2 separate regions of the Homo sapiens genome follow, and region 1 is linked to region 2. The links are chromatin loops, found by intact Hi-C in ENCODE. Cell type or tissue: A673. All regions are shown on one strand. Each heading gives the region's core, and the rest is flanking DNA. Links, peaks and the distances in the headings are about the cores only.

Region 1 (10,599 bases), core at 965-8,964, 140 kb after region 2:
TACTTAGTGAACACTGATTCAGAATACAGCAAACTATGAATGTACCAATATGTTATTTAAACCCCAAATCCCCAATTATCTCATAAGCATTCACCAAATTTGTAAAAACTTGTTTCATTTCTAATTCAAATTATGTAGGTTGAAATTTGAAGCATTACTTTACTGAAAGACATTGAACATGTTGGGTGATATATACTGGGAAAAAAGCTACTAATTTTTTACTTTTCCAAAGAAAATGTGTGGGAAATTGAGATGAAGCATTATCATAGTAGGAAAAATAATTAATCCAGAATAAGGTTAACACAGAAAACCTGCAGTATAGATTTTCTAGCAGCCCAAGAAAAAAAATATTCAACCATCTAAAAGATAAACACAAGACAGTTTTTCATAACTTTCTCTGATACTGAAACATAAAAAAAATTCTCTGATGAAGTTCTCATAACAAGTTATCCTAGACAAGGATCTACATAATGAATACAACTGAAACTAGATAAGAAATCCATAGCACTAAAGTGTGATTCAGTAAAAAATTCTAGAAAAGAACAAGCCAGTACAGCTATATATATATAATTTTCTGAGGGCCTGAATTGATGCTAGGATAAAATTAGAATACTCAGAATGCCTCACAAAAGATGTGGCTTTGGGACTGCATATTCTTTTGAGAATCAGATGAAAGCTCTGATTGGAACTTCTCTCTCCAAAAATACAGACACAAAATTACATTTGCAATATATTTAATGAAAGAAAATGTAAATCTGAAAATCCAGTGACATTTTCACTCCTGGAAGCGCATCCCTTACATCCAGAATTCCCCTAATAAATGAATGGATAGTTTCAATTTCTTATTAATATTATTTGCCACAATCAGACTTTGGTAAGGATTAACAGCAGGGATTTGGGGCATGCAATTTCTGGCAAGAAGCTGTATCTTTTTTATGACTGATCAAAGGGAGATGCAAACCACTGTGAAGTAGGTGAAATTAAGAGCCCTAGCCAGGCACAGTGGCTCACGCCTGTATCCCAGCACTTTGGGAATCCGAGTGAGCAGATATCTTGAGGTCAGGAGTTCGAGACCAGCGGGGCCAATATGGTGAAACCCCATCTCTACTAAAAATACAAAAATTAGGCAGGCATGGTGGCATGCACCTGTAATCCCAGCCACTCGAGAGGCTGAGGCACGATTGCTTGAACCTGGGAAACGGAGGTTGCAGTGAGCCGAGATCGAGTTCGCCGCCATTGCACTCCAGCCTGGGTGACAGGGCGAGACTCCGTCTCAAAAACAAAAACAAAAACAAAAACAAAAAAAGGAAATAACGAGCCTTTGTGAAAATTAAGGAATACAAGCAAGACTTGAACTTTAGAGCTCTGTTTCTGACTGAAAGTGCATAAAGTGGCAATAATAATAATAGTAATTCATTGAGCATTTACATGTTCCAACTCAGGTTCCCTCTCAACATTATGATGTTAGCACTACCATTAACCCCATTTTCCATAGGAATAAACTGAGACATAGTGAGGTTAGGAGACTTGCCCAAAGTCTCAGTCCAGATATGATAAATTCATTCATAGAATTCATATAGAAAGAAGATTTCTGTTCTTCACTTAAAAAAGTATGGCATTTATTTTTCCTAGAGAATAAATTACTTAAAAATAAATTGAACTCATAAAAGACAAATTTGGTATATTAAAATAGACATCAAAATAGCAAAGTTAATGATCATTAAAATTATTTTACTGCCAGCTGCCTTGTCCCAGCATTTAAGGGTTTTAGGCTCAATGAGCTGGAAAGGACTTCAATAGCGACTCTGTCTGTCTCCTTGACAAGTCTTACACTTATAATAAATGGATGCCAAGTGTTCTTGATCCTAAAGTTTAAAAAACATCTACACCTTACCAAATTCTTTAATATATTTGTGTATACTTTATTGTCTATTAAATGTGTATTTTTTGTAAGAATGGTAAAAATTAAATTTTAGGCCTAAATTTTTATTTATTCTTGTGTTTTGCATACTTATCATTCACTTCTGCTATTTATTTGACATGGTGAATCTGTCATATCCTAGTACACATTTATTCTGGTGTACTTATAATTCTACTATTCACTTATAATTCTATTATTCCTATTTATATTCACCTACTTTCTAACCTTAGAAAGATGGAGTCTATAGCTATTGCATGACTGAGTTCAGCTTTGTAAAATAATAAACGTGTGTTAGCTCCAAATTTAGGGTTACATAATATTTGTCCACTTTGACCTGTGTCCTCAGAAAAATCTTTCCGGTCTGGCTTTTTTGGTTAATGTTTTATTGCTTTCATTTATGAAAACACACATTTCCATGGTAAGGAGTAATTTTGGTTTATTCAACCTAGCACAAGAGATGATGTTCTGAAACCTCAAGACATGGCTATATGAGGCATTTATTGAGTAAAATTCTGTCAGATGGGCAGGTGGACAATTATGTCCCAAGCCTAAAGAAATCAGATAAGGAAAATTTAAAAATATACATTAGGCAATGGAATAAAATTAATTCAGTCCTCTTCCTGTTCCTGTCCTGTTCCTGTTCCTATTTTGCCATTCCTTCCTCCACCCTCTTTTAGAGTTTTCATTGTAATTGGTGACTGAACACAGTTTTCTTCACAAGCTTGTGTTCCCTTAGCCCACAGATGTCAGGAGGAGGTGGGAGTAAATGCAGCTGTGAAACAGAATCGAGTTTCATCCTCCCCAGTAAACAGCAGGGTGAATAGTGCTCTGCTTATCTTTCTACAAGCAGCTTTCCATTAGATTCTATTTCAAGATTATGGGTTCAAAGTAGGTGATCTCAGATTCTGATCCTAGATTCTTGTCTGAGCAACCCACTCAAGGAAACACACACACACACACACACACACACACACACACACACACTGCACAGTTGCCTCCCTCTATTATTCCTGGCTGCAATAAAAATCAATGATCAAGGTATATGCCCCATGAAAGGGTAAATAAAATCATTCATAGTATTTTAATTCTGGAATTTAGGATTACAAAATATCAGTTAAAATGAGATAGGAACTTTTAAACCTCACACACACCTGTTAGACTATAAAGCCAAGGGATGCCACTAATTCCTCACTTTATTTGGGTAAAGATTTAATTAAATATAATGTAAATTTGTATTACATAAATACCACAGAAACATATCCTACGAATTATATCTGTAAAAATATTCAACTGAGGAGAGAAGAGCATGCATTAAGATAAAAACAGGTAGTTTTGTCATTTACTGGGTGAAGAGAGTTCCTTTCACTGACTGACATTTTAGGCTTTACAAATGAACATGAATATAAACATATTTATAACATACTGTATAAGCAAAAGACCCCAGGATTCTAAACATAGGTTCCAGACTTCAGGTGATCTTAGGGTCTACCACAAAACCTGTAGGAGGTGCCTGTTGAATTTATGAACGCTATTATATTATTTTTTTCTATCATTTGAAACACTAAAAATTAAAGCAAAAAGAATAAATGCATCAGCACACAGTAGGGGCTGTAACACGCACCACATGCATTTATCCTAAAGGCAGTGTAATGCTTTATGAAAATGGCTCATTGTGAAGATAGAAGCTTTTATAAAACTGAAAGTGGTGGTTTTTCATCATTATATGAAGAGAACAGAGTGACTGATGTTACAAAAGAAATGTTGAAAGAGAAAGGTCATCTTATGTCTGATACATTTGATTTTTTTTCCCCAAAAGATATATCTGTTAGGAAATCTATTCGTCTGGAAAAAAAAAATCCTGTAAGTCATTAGGAGATGTGTTCCCTGGTCACTTATAACCACATGAATAAACCATTCTGACTGATCATGAAACAGATCAAGAAGAATACTATATAGCTGCCTTCCGGCTAAAATTTTGAAAAGTTATGACACCTTTCAAGAGATTAGTATTCTTGGCATCTACTTGGCAAGGTTGTAAATGGAATTTGCGAAAGATTTCTATCTCCACTTTTCCCTTCTGGAAACTCCAGCTCAATATACTTCTCTGCTGGATTTGGTATATTTTGAAGTAATATTTGTGGCCTGAATTAGAAGTCTTGGATTAGGGAAAAACATACTTGTCACAAGTCTATTAGAGCACATTTGACTAAAATTACCAAAGAAGACATGAGCATTTTGTTTGCCTCTGTGAAAAATGTTTACAGCATGCAGTCATCAAGAGTGATTTATAGAGCTAAAATAGTAAATGTATTAAAATATACTTAATATACATGTCCCTTTCTGTATTTAAAAAATAATTTAAAATCCCTATTTGGATTTCAAGTAGACATTTAAAATTAATTTAATAATAAGATTTAATATTGAATCTACTCCAAAAATTAAAGAAATCTTCTGTATTCGTTACTTTGGGGGCTTTTTATAAAGTTGTGCTTTATCCTTTAATGAAAACAAAGTGTTATTTCACTATGATAAAGATCTTGAAGGGACTTGAAAAGTAAGGGTAGTTCTAGTCTAAATGAAACTATTCAAGCAGGGCTATGAATGTGCCTTTGGCAGAGATTTATAACACCTACTTAAAATGCTACACTGGTAGGAAATGAGAAGAAGAAGAAAAAAATCCTCTGCAAGTCAGGAAACCGTTGAGAAAGCAGTGAAAATCTTAACAATAAAATGCTGCAAATCACTAATAAAGTGTCTTTGCTTATTTGACAGTCTACAAAATGTGCAAGAATACGGACTCATACAGTAAAGAAAAGGGAGAATTACTTGCTTAAAGTGACAAAAATCCTTCATTTGTGCCTGTCAATTTTTGATGCAAGATCAATTACAGAATACAGGATTCCTTTATAATAATTTTTGATAATAATGTTAACCTTATCTTACAAGTTTGATAATGAACAAAGATTTTGATGAATTTTATGTGTGACTAAATTTTTTTTTGTCATTTGACAAAAACAAGAGGAGTTCATTATTTAAATGGAGGAAATGAGAATCAAAAGACCTCAGTAAAAAATACATGAGGGTCAAACATCATTAGATAGCACTAATTTAACTTTAGGACATATGGGTGCGCTTTTCATAAGAAGGTGCAATGTTATCATCATTCTGTAGCCATCTGTACTTTATGCCTGTGTGTGTGTGTTTGTGTGTGTGTGTGTGTCTGTGTGTGAGTATACAGCTACTGTGTGTTTTATATTGTATGATACCTAAAATTTATAAAAATCTGACCACATAGTTCCTATATAGAAAAAACAATCTATAGAAATCAAGTCAAGTAGTCCGTAGCATTTTTTCTTGAGAAAGGATTATGAGAATGAGCTCAGGATTTACTGACTGAGCTGGACTGAGCCATATGACTGCTGAAGGATCAATCTTCAAAAGCTGCCAATTTTCCATGGTGAAACCTGGAGAATTTTCTCATTAATGTGGACTAAATGAATAGACAATGGTGGCTCACAGACACCAGGAAAGATCATCTAATTTCCTAGAGATGATCATTTACAGGATTAAGATTCATTATCATTGCGTTCAAATATTACTTTTGGTACAGGTCCCTGGTTCAAACAGCTGAGCACTGAGATGTGTCAGTGATCCTGTTTCTCTTTAGTGCCCTGGCCCAGATTCTTGATTCCCTTCCCTGCTTCCTGGAATTCATTCTTTACCTATTTATATGGATGACACCTGCCCTCTACTTATTTCCTACTCTCTTTTCTCCCCTTGATACCTAATGTGTGATCTCTGACCTACTTAATGTATGGTGCAAACTGATGCTCTTTTTATCTACCTGAATTCAGACCCATGCTTTCTCTACTATGTCCAAGCACCATATGTTTCTCTGCATTCTTTCCTCTATTCATTCTGTCTGCCCAAGACATGCCTAGGAAGTATGTAAGTTTGTGCACCTCCCTTTTCTCATCTGCTTAAAGAATTTCAAATCAGACCATATCAAACTCCTTTGTCAACCATGATGACTTTCTTTACCTTCACTATCTCCTGTCCCACACTCCACCCCCCATCCCCTTCTGTTTCTCTGCCTCTGTTCTTCCGTCCACATTTCCTTGAGAATCATCCAACCAAAGACATTTGTTCACAGAGGTGAGTTTTGTGATATAATATTTCCCAGGAGATTTTCTTTAAAAAAAAAAAAGTCTCTACACTCCCCTTAGGCACAAAAAGCAAGTGTTAGTAATGCCTTTATTATACTTGGTAACTCTCAAGAAGAGAGGCACACCTAAGTGTGTGTCAGGAACTACGAGATGCCTTCAGAGTTAGAAAAAGCCCTGTCTAAACTCAATCTTCTTATATGCCACCACCCCAAAGAGAGAATGATCATCCACTTGGAAAAAGTCACTCTTCTAATTAAGGCAAATATACTGAAAAAATCATGTTTCCCTATTTTTCTTCTTTTTCTACTGTTGAATTTTTTTGGTCATTTCAATGTCAATCATGATAATTAATAAGGTATTCTTCTTTTACAAACCCAATACAATTGCATATTTTATGATTTTTTTTGCTTTAACTAATATTGCATCTTTCACCCAAAGTGTGTGTGTGTGCACGCGCATGCGTGTGTGTGCGTGAGCACGTGAGTGTGCACAGTCTGCAGAATGTCACATATAGTGATATGGCAGAAAGTGGGTCCATGTATTTAGGATTGCCACTAAGGATTAGTATTGCTGTGAGTCCCATTATGCTTCTGTGAGTTCGAGGAATCTTTCTGACATGAAGATGTTCTGCAGGTAGCTAATTCCTAAATGAGCCCCTTTATAATGCTCCCCATGTACCTGTTTCAAATGCTAACCTGTTCAACTTTTTTTCACTGATAGTTTAGAATGACATTGAACATAAAATCCATTTTAGCTGCGTGAATGCTTTTCCTCTCACTGTGAAGACAGTCAGTTTGGAAAATTACAACATGAGTCACCTAAGAAATAACAGCAGGGATAGCAGCAAGGAAACTTTAAAATGCGCTGAAAGAGCCACCTGAATGTGAGACTAGAAATGATCAGTAAAAACCATGACCGAACACAATCAATAAATGACCCAGGCCTAGGGACAGTTTTAGATCTGCATGTAATGCTAAACTGCTGATACACAAGGGCAGCATATGTGTGATGACATAATTCAAAATGTAACTTATGCCCCCAAAGAGGATAGAAAGCATATTTATATTATTACAGCATGAGCTCCATATGTCTCTGTCAATTGTGCATTCCAGATGTTTACCTCAGTTTCAAGAGAATTTCTCAAGGGAATAAAAACTGATATGATTAACACCCTTTGGAATTTCACTGGATACATTAGCTACTTCCTTTTCTTCACTGAAATGGCAGTGTTGAGTCCCGTGACCTCCCTGATGTCCTGTGGTTGACACCTTCCCTGCTGAATTCTTCAGACATTAGGGTGGATGACTGATTACATTTTTGTGATTCTTTTTTTTCTTCCTCAAAGTTTAATGTCTCTCTTCTCTTTCTATATTGCTTTTTTTCACACAATTACTTTGCTACTTAAATTTTATGTGCTGAATTTTGTCCCCCCCCCCACAATTCCTATGCTGAATTCCTAACCCCTGTATCTCAGAAGGTGATTATTTGGAGATATCAAAGGACCTTGAAGGAGCTAATTAAGTGAAAATGAAGTCATTAAGGTGACCATAATTTAATATTATTGGTGTCTTTATAAGAAGAGAACATTTAGACACAGAGAGGCACAGAAGGAAGGCCATGGGAAGACACTGGGAGAAGACCGCCATCTATAAGCCAGAGAGAGACCTCACAGGCACCAACTCTGCTGACACCTTGATCTCAATTTCTCTGCATTTTCTCCAGAACTGTGAGGAAATAGATTTTCATAGTACCCAGTATATGGTACTTTCTCATGTCAGCTCTAACAAACTAATATAAAACACACACACATATACATGCTCCAAATCAACAATTTGTTGTTCAATTTCAAAAACTGACTAACATTATATCCACATTATAAAATTCATTAGGAAAAAATCAATATTTGAATAGAAATTTGGGATAGAAATGAAAATAGTCATCAAGAAGAATTAGCAAAACTGGCGATGAATGTGTCGGTGGGTCCTGCTCTGTAGGATGTGTTGGTCTGAGTGGAGATCTGAAACAATGGATAAAGAGCTACGCTGTATTCCTTATCCATGCTCCTGACAGTGACTGAGTACTTATCCACTAACCTCGTGATTACAAGTATCTATACCATCTTAACTATGAGTAAGAGACTCTGCCAGAACTACTGGTTACACTGTAAGTGTACAATATACTTTCTGTCCTTCAGGAGCTGATAGGGAAGCTGAGGAAACAAGATATGTGCACATAAAACATACACACACACACACACACACACACATACACACACACAGAGCAATGCAAACCAGATAGGATGAGAAACTAATGTCATAAGCTAAAGAAACTACAGAAAGTCCTTCTGAGAGTTCTATAGGTGTGTAGTAGCTAAAAATGAGACTGGAAAGGAAGAAAAATATATGAATGATATAAATAATAAAATACCTGCTGGGCCATAATTGGGCCCAAGGATAAAACAAAAACTGACCAAGAGATGAAGAGATGGTATCAGCGGAGAATTATTTAATTATATATCTTAGAATATATTTTTTTATAATTGTTTAAAGATTTGCTTGGGTCTATATCTTGAGGGAAAAGCCCACTTTATGGAATGGGAGGATGGAGAAAGAGGCAGAGGAGGGGTAGTCAGAGTACTTCAAAGAGACCTAAGGCCTTGCAGCAGACAAATTCTACACCAATCTAAGGTGTGGTGTGAGCAGAAAGCGGCCAATAGTAGAAAACACAGCAGGAGGTTGAAGGAAAACAACCACTAATTTAATCAACAAATGATCATTGTGTCCTTAAAACAGTTATCAGTACAGAAGGAGAGCACAGTTTGACTATAGAATATTAAGAATGAGGAGAGTATATATAATGGTCAAAAAAAAGGAGAGAAAAACTTAATTGGGAACGTTTAGATTTGCTAGAAAGGAGGAAAATGGAAGAGGTGCTAGTAGGAGAAGGGTTACTTGATTTTTAAAAAAAATCACAATGGAGAGGTCTTGGGATCTTTTAGGGACAGCGAGGAGGAAGTGATTAACACTGCTGTGGAACTGGGGCTCAGAGTGACCACAGGCCAAGGTTCTGAAAAAATCTAATGAGAAAAGACTGGAAGCAATTCCATTGAATGTTGTAGATGAAGAGTGACATAGATTACCCTTAAATATTAAAAGGACTGAAGGTTTTCTTTCTTTTTCATTTGCACCTTGTTAAATTGTTAAGATTGGCCCGGTGCGGTGGCTCACACCTGTAATCCCAGCACTTCGGGAGGCTGAGGCGGGTGGATGACTTGAGGTCAGGAGTTTGAGACCAGCCTGACCAACATGGTGAAACCCTGTCTCTATTAAAAATATGAAAAAATTAGCTGGGTTTGGTGGTGCATGTCTGTAATCCCAGCTACTTGGGCTGCTGAGGCAGGAGAATTGCATGAACGCAGGAGGTGCAGGTTGCAGTGAGCTGAGATCATACCGTTGCACTCCAGCCTGGGCACCGAGGAAGACTCCATCAAAAAAAAAAAATTATTAAGATCTACCAATTTTAGATTCCAGGCAATTAGCTTGCTGCCTGTTCACCTTCCCTAATCTTTATTTGAACATAACACTAAAGCTACAAACTACATTTTTCATCTGTAAAGAAAATAATGTAGGTGGAAGATTGCTTCTCTCCAAACAGACAGGCACTAGACTGTTGCTATCTGTGCTCATTATTGTTTTATTCTATCCCTCTTTTACTATCTAATTAGGACTTCATCAGGATTTATATCCATTCTTCAGAATGAGGTAAGACATTTGAAGACAGAATTGGATAAGGACTGTCTGTTCTAGGATATTCAATTCAATGCATACACTTACACATACTACCTACTGGGTGCAAGATACTGTCTGCTAAGAACGTCCTATGATATAAAACCATCAAACTCAGATACTAAATATTTCAATAAGGTTTCTATAGGAAAGCGAGAAACAAACTAAACTTGCTTTTAGAGAGAGGAACATTCAACTGGCTCTAAAATCTGCAGTCTGTTGACACTAGTCATATTTGGCAAATTTGTTCAGAATGTATGAATAAGCTTAGAAAACTCTGCCTAGCTGGGTATGCTTCGTTATTATATCTTCTAATAAGACTTTATATTAGACATAATTATAATCTTGAGTTCTCAGAAGTTGTAGTTTCAATTTCCACTTGAATCGACCAACCACATATATTTTATTGAAAGTTATCTCAAACAATTTTGAAAATAGGTGGCTTAAATGAATTATTGGAGTTGAAATAAAATGTAGAAACAATTTAGTCCAGTTTTCTACTGAATTTAAGAATCCATGTTCAACTATCCTTACACTAAGGTAATTTGGCCTTTTATTTTGACTCCTTTTAGGGATGGGAAACTCACTAGCTTTAGAAGTTGCTCATTGTGCCATAATAAAAGCAAGTTCATAATAAAAACAAGTTATGAAAGTTTTGGGGGCTTTTTTTTTAGATTCCAACTTCATATTACAAGGCAGAAAGTATAAGATAGTAAAGTAGCTTGTC
Region 2 (10,599 bases), core at 1,333-9,332:
AACTCCTCAGTTTTGCCTCCAAGGGCCTACCTCATTTAGTTCCTGCCTGTATTTTACACCACCTTTCACCAAGCTCACTGGCCTCTGGCCACACTGGCCATCTGGCCTTCTGTTTTGTGTGCAGCCCCCAGATGGTGATTATTCAGGGTGCCATTTAAATGTCTCCATCCAAGTGATTTTCTGGCCACCTAATTCACAGTAGTCTTATTCTCTTTCCTATTCATTCTCTGTAACATTTCCTCATTTGACTGTCTTCAGAGTACTTATTAACAAGTAACATTTTCTTATTTATTGATTTATTTTTTCACTCCTCATCCACCCTACTGACATTAGAATGTAAAATTGCTAAAGCAGGAGCAGTTCTACTTTGTGTTTCGTGAGCATAAGGCCAGCTCCTACTACATATTAGTTGAATGAGTACACTTTCTCTTCTTTACTGATGGAGACTTTGTCTAGAGTGCACTCCTGGGGCGGGGGACAAGGAGGAGTTCTTTCCATCTTACTATTGCCGAAGTTACCCAGCTGTGTCTGAGCTCCAACTACTCCATGCTTACTCTGGGGCTTTGGAGAGCTCAATGCTCAGAGAGTGTAGTCCTGAGAGACAGGGATCAAAGGAACTCACATACTAGAATCCATGCTCAAGGGAGTTTAGGAGGACTTGGGGTTATATTGTATCTTGAGAGGTAGCCTAGGCAATAGTCACTCTAACATTGTTTTGTGGGAAAACATATGTGTGTCAATATGGAGATGGAGAGGAATTGGCTGAAGAAAAACTGTTGAGAGAGACAGAAGGTGATACTATCTAGTGCCACATTTAGTGACCCTATTCTGAGCTCTGGTCCTTTGATTTGAAGATCCAGGTACTCATTCCTGTTGGTGTTTGTGGGTGATCAGTAGTTGAGCTAATTTAACATAGCTGAAGTTCCCACAAGGCTTTGGCACCAGAATAACAGTATTAATTTATAGTACAAAAATAATAACCTAAGAACCAGAATGCTGTGTTCATATAAAACACGATCTCCTTCTATCTGGGAAGCTAAATTATAATCTAAAGGTTATGTTAGTGAAGAAACAGTGAAAGCTAAAGGAATTTAGAAGATGATTTTCAAAAGTCTTGGGGATATTCTTACTGTAGAGGTATGTCAGTGGGATTGGAAGGTCAACTCCTTTTTATACAATGCTGTGTACATATGAGCCAAATTATGTATCTGTCACAGTTCACATTGAATGTCCAGTCATATTTTATACACAATGTTTTTCCCCTTCACACTGATTATGCAGTAAGCCCCAGAGAAGGTACATACACAGACACACACACGCACGCGCGCACACACACACACGGCTTTTAAAAAAGGGATTTGATTTTTAATAAAAACTCAATTATTTATTATGGCTAAAGAATACAAGGACTGAGTCCATGTAATTAAAATAAGCCTTTTAAAATATAAATATATAAACTAGCTAAGTGAATCCATCATATAGTTTCTCTTGCCCTTGAAAGATTTTTAAAAATCATTATTTACTGTTTACTTTTTGTATTCTAGGATCACTATGTCATAGGATAGGCAAGCTCAGCATACTTGCAATTATTAGAGAAAATTACGAAAAGTAAGGAGATACACCAGTTTATTGAAAGGCAGCAAATTCACAGTCTAGAAGGATTCATAAGGTAAAAGAGGTTGCAGATACATAAGCTTCGTGTCATAAAGCTAGGCTAATCTACACCAAATAAAATATTTATTTTTTAGCTCTACCATCTCTTTGTTTTATAATCCAACATTCCTTCACAACTGAGAAAACACAGGTGAGTATTTGCAAGGACTGGGCAGGACTGCAATGATTATGGTGAGAAGAGGAAGGGGGCACAAAGTGTTCATCAGTGGGAACATCTTCTCTCACGTTTATGCTCTTGGGTAGAGACACAGAGTTTCCCCATGTTATAGCCAGTTAGGATGGTCTCCAAGGCTCTGCTGTTGTGAGAGAAAGCAGAGGAGATGGTAAGAGAATACAAGGAAGTAGAACAGGCAGGGGTGCTAAGACAGTCCAGGCTGTCCTGCAATTTCTCATGTAAGGACAGCCTGAGCCCTTGGCTGGTTCCCATGGAACACCAGCTGCCTTCTTCCTCATACTCCTTGGTACAATTTACATTACTCTTTCTATCCTTCTCCCTGCTCCCTTTATCAGTTTAAAGTTGACTGCTGTTGATATTTGTAATATTTTAAGCATATCTCACTATTCGAATATGTTGGAGAAGAGCAAAAAATATAGTATGATTCATGTCTGTTTTTACATTACTCATTTTGTCTCTCTTCTCATTTAGTAGTGACCTGGAGAAATGGAAATGGGTAATTTTTATCTGCAACTTGTAATTGAGCACAGAATCTGCTAGGGATGGGATATATCTCACTGGCAAAACCAGCTGCTTTTCTTTGTTTAACAAAAGATCTTCTAACTAGTATTCAAACTCACAGCAAGAAGCAAAACAGCATTATACACCTCAGGAATCACATCTCTCTGAAATTCCGTGGAGGAAAGGCTTAGAATAGAAAGCTTATATTGAGAAGTGACACCGTGGTGAAATGATCATTGAAAGTTTAAGTGTTTCTAAAATACTGCCACCTTTTAATGATTATTTATATCCTAGGCAACTTGGTTTCCTGTTGGTACTTTATTATTTATATTCAATATAAAAAAATATATCTCATTTTTCCTGACTCCTTATTTGTAAATTTATGCTAAGCCCAGTAGGATTATTTATTTCATTCTTTCTGTTTTTCTTTAGAATTTTATATTATGTACTCAGTCGTTGAAAAATCATTTCCCAAAAAAAGTTACACCAAAACATGACATAATGTGGGGTTTATATTCATATATATATTTTTTCTGTATTTAATAAGATTGATTAAAAGACTACAAGAAGCCCCTAAAGCCTAAGAAAATAAAGAATGAATTCGCAAAAACATAAGAAGGAGGCTGGGTGTAATGGTTCACGGCTGTAATCCCAGCACTTTGGGAAGCAGAGGCTGGTGGATCATCTGAGTCAGGAGTTCAAGACCAGCCTGACCAACATGGAGAAACCCCATCTCTACTACAGATACAATGTTAGCCGGGTGTGGTGGCACATGCCTGCAGTCTCAGCTACTTGGGAGGCTGAGGCAGGAGAATCTCTTGAACCCAGGAGGCAGAGGTTGCAGTGAGCCGAGATGGCGCCATTGCACTCCAGCCTGGGCAACAAGAGCGAGACTCCATCTCAAAATTTTTAAAAAAAAAAAAAAAAAGAAGAAGAACGAAACAAGAGAATATATCATGAGAGAATAACTATCAAATATTTTAGATAACACAGCAACTTGAACATCGTTAATTGAAAGGAAACTTTTCCCTATACTCTTTTCTTTTCTTTTTTCTTTCTTTCTTTTTTTTTTTTTTTTGAGACGGAATCTCCCTCTGTTGCCAGGCTGGAGTGCAGTGGTGCCATCTCGGCTCACTGCAACCTCTGCCTCCTGGGTTCAAGCGATTCTCGTGCCTCAGCCTTCTGAGTAGCTGGGATTACAGGCACATGCCACCACACCCAGCTAATTTTTGTATTTTTAGTAGAGAAGGGGTTTCACCATGTTGGCCAGGATGGTCTTGATCTCCTGACTTTGTGATCCACCGTCCTCAGCCTCCCAAAGTGCTGGGATTACAAGCGTGAGCCACCGTGCCCGGCCCCCCATACTCTTTCTACTCTCCCCTGCTTCTAAGTTTTCCTTCTTTCTCCTATATTTACTATGTCAGTAGAGCCACCAGTTTCCTTCTGCTCCTTTTTCACCCTGGACATCTGCCAGACCTCATGTTTATGGCTCCCTTTCTTCCTCATATCGGTTAAAAAGGTACAACATGGAAGTGCCTTTTGCATAAAAATGTTAATTCTAAATTTGCGTACTTCCCAAAAATACTGGCTAAAATTTTATATTTTGCCAAATATTGAAGATTATTTTGGGTGGAAGACCAATTCCTCAGAAGAGATTTAAGTTTTGGCTATTAAAGATTTGTCTCAAATATTATCAAAAATTTTCATGCAAAGTTCTTGAATTCTGGCATGCACTCTACTTAATACTAAATCTCATGAAATCTGATTAATTCAGGCAGACAATGCATCCATTCATCCATCTATCCATCTTCCTATTTATCAAGTAATATTGATAGGTTGAAAATATGCATAATTTTAAAACATAATTCATTGTAAACCAAATGTTATTGACACCTTACTAAATATTTCCCTGTTTAGTATTTCTTCAGAAGTTGCATGACTAGTTCAGAAGTTGCATGATGTGGCTGTCTTTATATCTCAAATGGAGAAATATTTCCTTGAATTTTCTTACACCATCTTCAAACAATACTGTTAGCTTCCTAGTCCTATTCATATAGTTTCTATTTTTTCTCTTTTTATTTGATGGGTATAAATGTATGTTCATTTGATAGAGTACAAATGTTATATGAGGCAAATCTCCCTAGCTAATGCGTGACTTTCCATCTCTGAAAGTATGTCCCACACACACTAAAAGATAAAACAAAAGTCATGTAATTGATAAATAATCATGAAGATAGAAGAGATCCTTGTACAACAGGAAGAAAATTCTGATTTTAAAATAAACCTTGATGCTTACTGTAACTCAATCTCTCACATTATCTTTTTCATTTTTTACAAGGAAAAATTGTGAATTACTAGGTATAAGGAATAGAATGAATGAACAGATCCTGTGCAGGTGCACAGAAGTTCAGGAGCATTCTGTACATTGTATAGGGCAGTTGCTGGTTCAAAAAAATGCTGCATTTCAACTACTACAATAATTAAAAGAAACTCACATGGGACATGAATCAGTATTTGGAGTGTAAGTATTTGAAAAGCAGGTATCCTTTAAAAAGTTAGATGAAAGTAAGTAATGTGTATAATGCCCCGGTGAAAGCCGTTAGTTGATTATGTGTGTACGTCTATGTGCGTTTAAATTATTGACCTATCCACTGAATTTTTCTCTTTGACCAGAGTGTTAGTCTGAGAGGTCTAAGAAACAATTTCTTCTGACCTGGAAGCTGGATCACTTTGTAACTAGTAATTCTACCCCTTAGGGTCTGAGTATCTATGTTATTCATGGATTTTCTGCCATCAGCTTGGTATTCTAGAAGGATCACAGTTTGATGGATGATTTTTACAGTAGCTGTAATGTTTGCAAATAGCAAATGACCTTTTTTTTGAGTGTTGTTACATAACACCTGCTTGTGGTATTGAACTTGTTTGCCAGAGGGGCCCTGGTATTACTTCACAATAGGCAGATTTCTCTTTGACATTTTAAAATCGATATTTGCCTAAAAAGTTGCCTTGATTTTGTCTCCACCTCTCTTGCCTGGAGGATCAATTACTATACGATCAAAGCCCAAGAACATTTTTTTTTGGATCAGCTAATGTATGTAGTTGTTTAAAGTATTCTGCGTTATTTCTTGTTTCAGCCAAATTATGAGCTACTGTTAACTTTTAACAGTGTATTTTAAAAAAACTGTTTCCACTATTCACAGCATTAATAATCTTAATTAGCGCCCACTAAATGAAAGCGGAAGCTAGAGGATTCCACACCCTAATTAGAGATTTTTACCTCGGAGTCTATGAACTTTCAAGGAGTGCGTGGATAAATTCAAGGGAGTCAGGGAACTCCATGATACTATATGTTTTCATATGCATTTTCATGAAAAGTGTTTTCACAGGTGTTATTAAATTATCCAAAGTGTTATAGCCCAAATAATGTTTAAAACTTCTCATTTGAATACTTAAGATACTTAAGGGAGTATCGATGTTAAATATTGTCAACATAAAGAGTCTGAACTCACAATGCACGAAGGAATTGCTGAAAAATATCAGCATTATTTTACAATTGCAGAAATACCAAATACCCGCTAGGGGGCATAAAAACCTAAATGAAAGTTTGGAAACAAACCAGGTCTTTGCTGGTTTTCACAAGCTGAGAGCGAGAAAAGTATTTCCAGTAAATTGCCTGTACCGATTCCTTATCTTTTGCCTGCACACATGTAATATTTAGGCTGTATTTTGGGCATCTTATTCCTCTGGAAATAGTTGACCCCTACCCCACAAATTTCATAAATTATCTATTTTCAAGGTGTTTCCAAAAAGATGCAAAAATAATTCCGACAGCATTTTGTGTTTCTTTTACAAAGATAAGTAATTTTCTCTAATGCTAGGTATCGCTAAGGCACAATTTTAAATAAGAAACCCTTAATTAGGACCCTTAGTGTGAAAATTACATGAAATTAAAGGATTAAGATTTGTGTATAGAAAAGAAAAAATCAAGGAAAGAACTAAGATGATTTTAGCACATCTACTCAACATTCTCAACATTTATACAGTAAACCCTCAATGTGGGATTTCAGCAGGGCTTACTGACTGCGTTCTTTAGCTTGTGCTTTTTTAAAAAAACCAAATTCTTTCCTGTTTCCTATTTTTTTCCTCTTGCTTTTAGCCTATTATATGATTATGGCAAGGCTTTAAAGGTTATAAATGGAACATATGATTTTGACCTAACATTCTAATGAAGTGTTTTTTACCTAAATGAATGTCATCAGTAAAAGACTATATAGTCTCCTTTACAGAATATTTTATGTTCAAAATATGCCTTTCAGAGCCATGTTTTTAACACTTTATTCCCTCATTTTATAAAATTATGATTTTTAAAGAAGTTATGAAAATAGATGTACAACTGATTACTGAGAGGTACACATTAAAAACAAACAAAAAAACCCACTAGGGACTGGCTTTCCCAGCTGTGGAGCCACCGGAAATATTTTCCTGTGCTTTGAGTTCCTAGTCTTTGTTGCCTGGAGCTATCCTTTCACTCTCACATATCTGTGAGTCTGGTCATGTCATTCTCCTGCATAAAAGCCTTCAGTGTCTCTCCATCACCTGCAGGAAAGAGCCAAGCTCTTTAGCATGATAACCACAGCTCTTCATGACTTGGCCACCTCATCCTCCACTGTTCACCCACATACACCCCATAGTCTCACTGGAACAAATAACTTTCTATTACTGGAATGTACTACGTCTTTCCATTTCTGTATGTCTTGTAATACTGTTCTTTCCAGAATATTCCTCTTGGCACTCCTACTGCATAAATCCTTTGGGTAATTTCCAATTTCCATTGATGAAGCTCAAATGTCAATTCTTATTTAAAAACTTCCTGACAATTTTATCTCTATCCAATAAAAGTATCCACTCTCCCTTTGCTATGCCTTCAATGCTACTTGCAACTGAGAGAGTAGAATTAGATTTTTACAGGCCTATCTTCTCTTACCAGATCATGAGTTCAGTGAGGTCAAAGATCATGTCATTGTTATAAACCCAGGTCTAGCACAGACCTTGTCCAGTGCTGAGCAAATAATTGGAACCAATAAATATTTATTGCTTAAATAAATCCTTCAGGGAAAGGTCTGATGGTAAACAATACATATGGCAGGGAGTGAGGGGAGATAAAGGTCTCTTCCTCTTTTTTTCCTGAACCAGATTTCTTATTTTTCTCCAGGCCCAAAACCATGTCACCACCTCAGTTTTTCTAAATTCCTCTCCAATACTTAGACAAAATGCCCAGCATAACCTGGTTCTACACTGTTTATGCTTCCTCTTTTTATACTCAGAGAAATCCATTTTTAACCTAGATGATTTGAAATGAAAATAGAAGTGGCGAGACCTGCCACTTTTCCAGTTTCTACCTGTTTTCCATGGTCACATACTTAACAAACATGAATCTATAAATCTGGCCAGAATTTGTTGATTTTAATTTTAATTTTTTTAAGAGACAAGGTCTCACTATGTTGCCCAGACTGGAGTGCAGTGGCTGTTGACAGGTATAGTCATAGTGTACTACAGTCTAGAAATCCTGGACTCAAGGGAACCTTCAGCCTCAGCCTCCAGAGTAGCTGGGACAATAGGCATGCACCACCATGCTCAGCTTGGCCATCATTTTAAAATACAAATAACTCCAACTTGGCAGATTTTGTCCTTTTAAATATCCAACAATTCAAATAAATATAGACTCTGTTCTCTAAATCTCACCATCATCCTGTGAAGTAGCTGAGTTGTTCAATAACCATCTATTCTTCTCTTGGATGCTACTAATCTTAGATAGTGAGCACTGGCAATTATCTGAAAATTCCATCGTGTGGTAGTTATTTTTCTTAACAAGATCCTCTCTGGTTAAACCTTGTGAGTATATTGAGGGAGACATGTTTGTCTTCCAACAGAAAAAGAAAAATTAGTCCATCAAGTAAATCAAAGTCCCAGTGAATGCCTGATCACTTTGGCTTTGGGCTGATGGCACCAGCTTCCCTAAGATGCATGTTTTGGTTTTCCGTCCCAAGAGGTTTCATCTTCAACACTGTCAGGGCTACTTTCACTCTGGGGGCTTTCTTTAGTTACCTGCGGCCATTGCTTCCATCTCTTCCTGGCCTTTGAAAGGTAACTCTGTTGGATGAAACTCCCCACGGTGCATGGTTCTAGTCACCGCTGCTGCCCTGCAGGCTGTCACCCAAGGAGCCAAATCCCTTGCCACTTTGACAGTGCTGTTGATAAGCCTGTTTTCTTATAACCAGCCACCACTCTCACTTGCTGACACCCCTGGAACTGTTCATTGCTTATAATCTATTCAAAGACTCCCAAGTGCCTTTGCCAGGGGAAGACAGAGAAGCTGGTCCCCAGGTGTATGCCTGCAGTGCCAGCCTTAGGGGAGAATGTCAGTTAGGCAGCCTTAAAACAAGAAGTGCAGCTATTTAATTTGAAATTTTTTTCCCCCATCTGAGTTTACACAGCCTAAAATCCATTAGCTATTAGAGGTCTCATGGCATTTTTAAGTTGTATTTACCTATTTTATTTTTGACTGTACTTTTAAAATTACCTATGGATTATCCAGTAATGACCTAATACATATTTTATTTCTAATTCTGCCAAAGAAGGCCTGATAATTTTGCCACCTATTTATCTACTCCTTAAGTGTCACAGAAAAGAATGCACAAAATTCTAAGTGCCTGGGAGCTAAGACTTGGCTCTTTATTGTGGCAGAGAATTAGGCTCCTTTTTGGCAGCAGTAGTGTCTGACTGAGATGATGGTATTGTGAGTACAAGTTGTATCCCTCCTGGCGGGTCTGGCCATGCCCATATTACTCCTGTTCCCAAATACTTGACATGATCTGATGGCAGTTCTATGAAAGGCCTGGTGTTCTCACTCAGAAAGGCCTGGTGTTCTCACTCAACTGACCACTCCAGGTAGGGCCTGGGTTCCTCCTGTCCTGTGTTGGAAGCACAGGGCCAGCTTGGAGTTTACCATGAGAGGGTCATTTCTTACCACTCATACAGCCAGGTCATGGGCTTGCCTTGTATATTAGTCTGTTTTTATGCTGCTACTAAAGACATACCTGAGACTGGACAATTTATAAAGGAAGGAGATTTAATCGACTCACAGTTCCACCTGGCTGGAGAAGACTCACAATCATGGAGGAAGATGAAGCAAGAGCAAAGGGACATCTTACATGGCAGCTGGCAAAGGGAGAGTGACGGCCAAGTGAAAGGGGAAACCCCTTATAAAATCATCAGCTCTCTTGAGACTTATTCACTACTATGAGAACAGTATGGAGGAAACTGACCCCATAATTCAATTATCTCCTACCGGGTCCCTCCCACAACATGTGGGAATTATGGGAGCTACAATTCAAGATGAGATTTGGGTGGGGACACAGCCAAACCATATCACCTTGTTTCTCCTTATGTGTGCACCTCTCTGCTTAGTCACTAACCAGGGACTTCTTCCCTGCTAACGATTCCAAAGTTCTTTAAGTATAAATAATTTAATGTGATGATGCTTCATGTAAATAGTCACAGCTGTTTAAATATAAAAGGAGATGAGATTAGAGAAAATGTGATTTAACCTCCCAAAGACAGCCAGAGGCTTCCTCTAAAATTCTAGTGTTCAATTTAACCTAGAAAGTTTCTATATCCTTAAACAAACTTTGTTTTTGATGAGAATCCGGGAGCTTATGTTTACATTAGTTATGTTTTAGAAGAAAGATTCTATTCCAATCAAAGTGAGACAAAGTTATCTCCTAAAATTAAATGAGTATACTTTATGGATTTGTGTTTGGATTATTTTGCCTCTTCTTAGGAGATTAAAGCACCGATTGAATGGTCATTCTTTTTATTAACTATACAAACTAAGGTATATCCAGAAAAAATATATACATGAAGAGGATCTTAAAAAATTCATGACTCTACCTCTATAGTTCTACTTGGTCAGAATTCTGTATGAATATGCCCTGTGGTTGTATTCTTACTCTATGTAGTTAAGAAAAATCAACAACACACGACAAAAACAAAGATGACCCAAAAAGTACACCTGCTTAAACATAAACCAACTGAAAAGAAACTTCCATAAAAATTATTTCCATCAGGTTTCATTTTAAGGAGAAAGAGGAAACAAATCATGTGAAAATATGTTGATACTAGAAAACTATTTTTTTTAAATGCAGCATATATCCCACATTCTAAGTACATTAAATGCATACTTTCTTACT

The links. Hi-C counts contacts between places; a loop is a spot of excess contacts. Peaks named below come from ENCODE experiments on the same cell type or tissue, not always from the same donor. Only the 100,000 strongest peaks of a DNase experiment are listed, where the experiment ranks them.
Region 1: it touches region 2 in a loop (2.0-fold over the local background); 9 of 110 quality-filtered maps call a loop at or near these places.

What each region holds. Positions count from the first base shown.
Region 1 is chr7:120,580,709-120,591,307 of GRCh38, reverse strand. All of the region lies in intron 1 of KCND2 (potassium voltage-gated channel subfamily D member 2), which reads right to left. Among named protein-coding and RNA genes, the nearest start is that of TSPAN12, 270 kb to the left of the region's middle. In A673, for the core only: no CTCF peak of the experiment used is centred there; a DNase peak (open chromatin) is centred at 4,547.
Region 2 is chr7:120,720,962-120,731,560 of GRCh38, reverse strand. The region is part of intron 1 of KCND2 (potassium voltage-gated channel subfamily D member 2); the gene reads right to left. Among named protein-coding and RNA genes, the nearest start is that of TSPAN12, 130 kb to the left of the region's middle. In A673, for the core only: a CTCF peak has its summit at 5,901 (motif pointing right); a DNase peak (open chromatin) is centred at 5,950.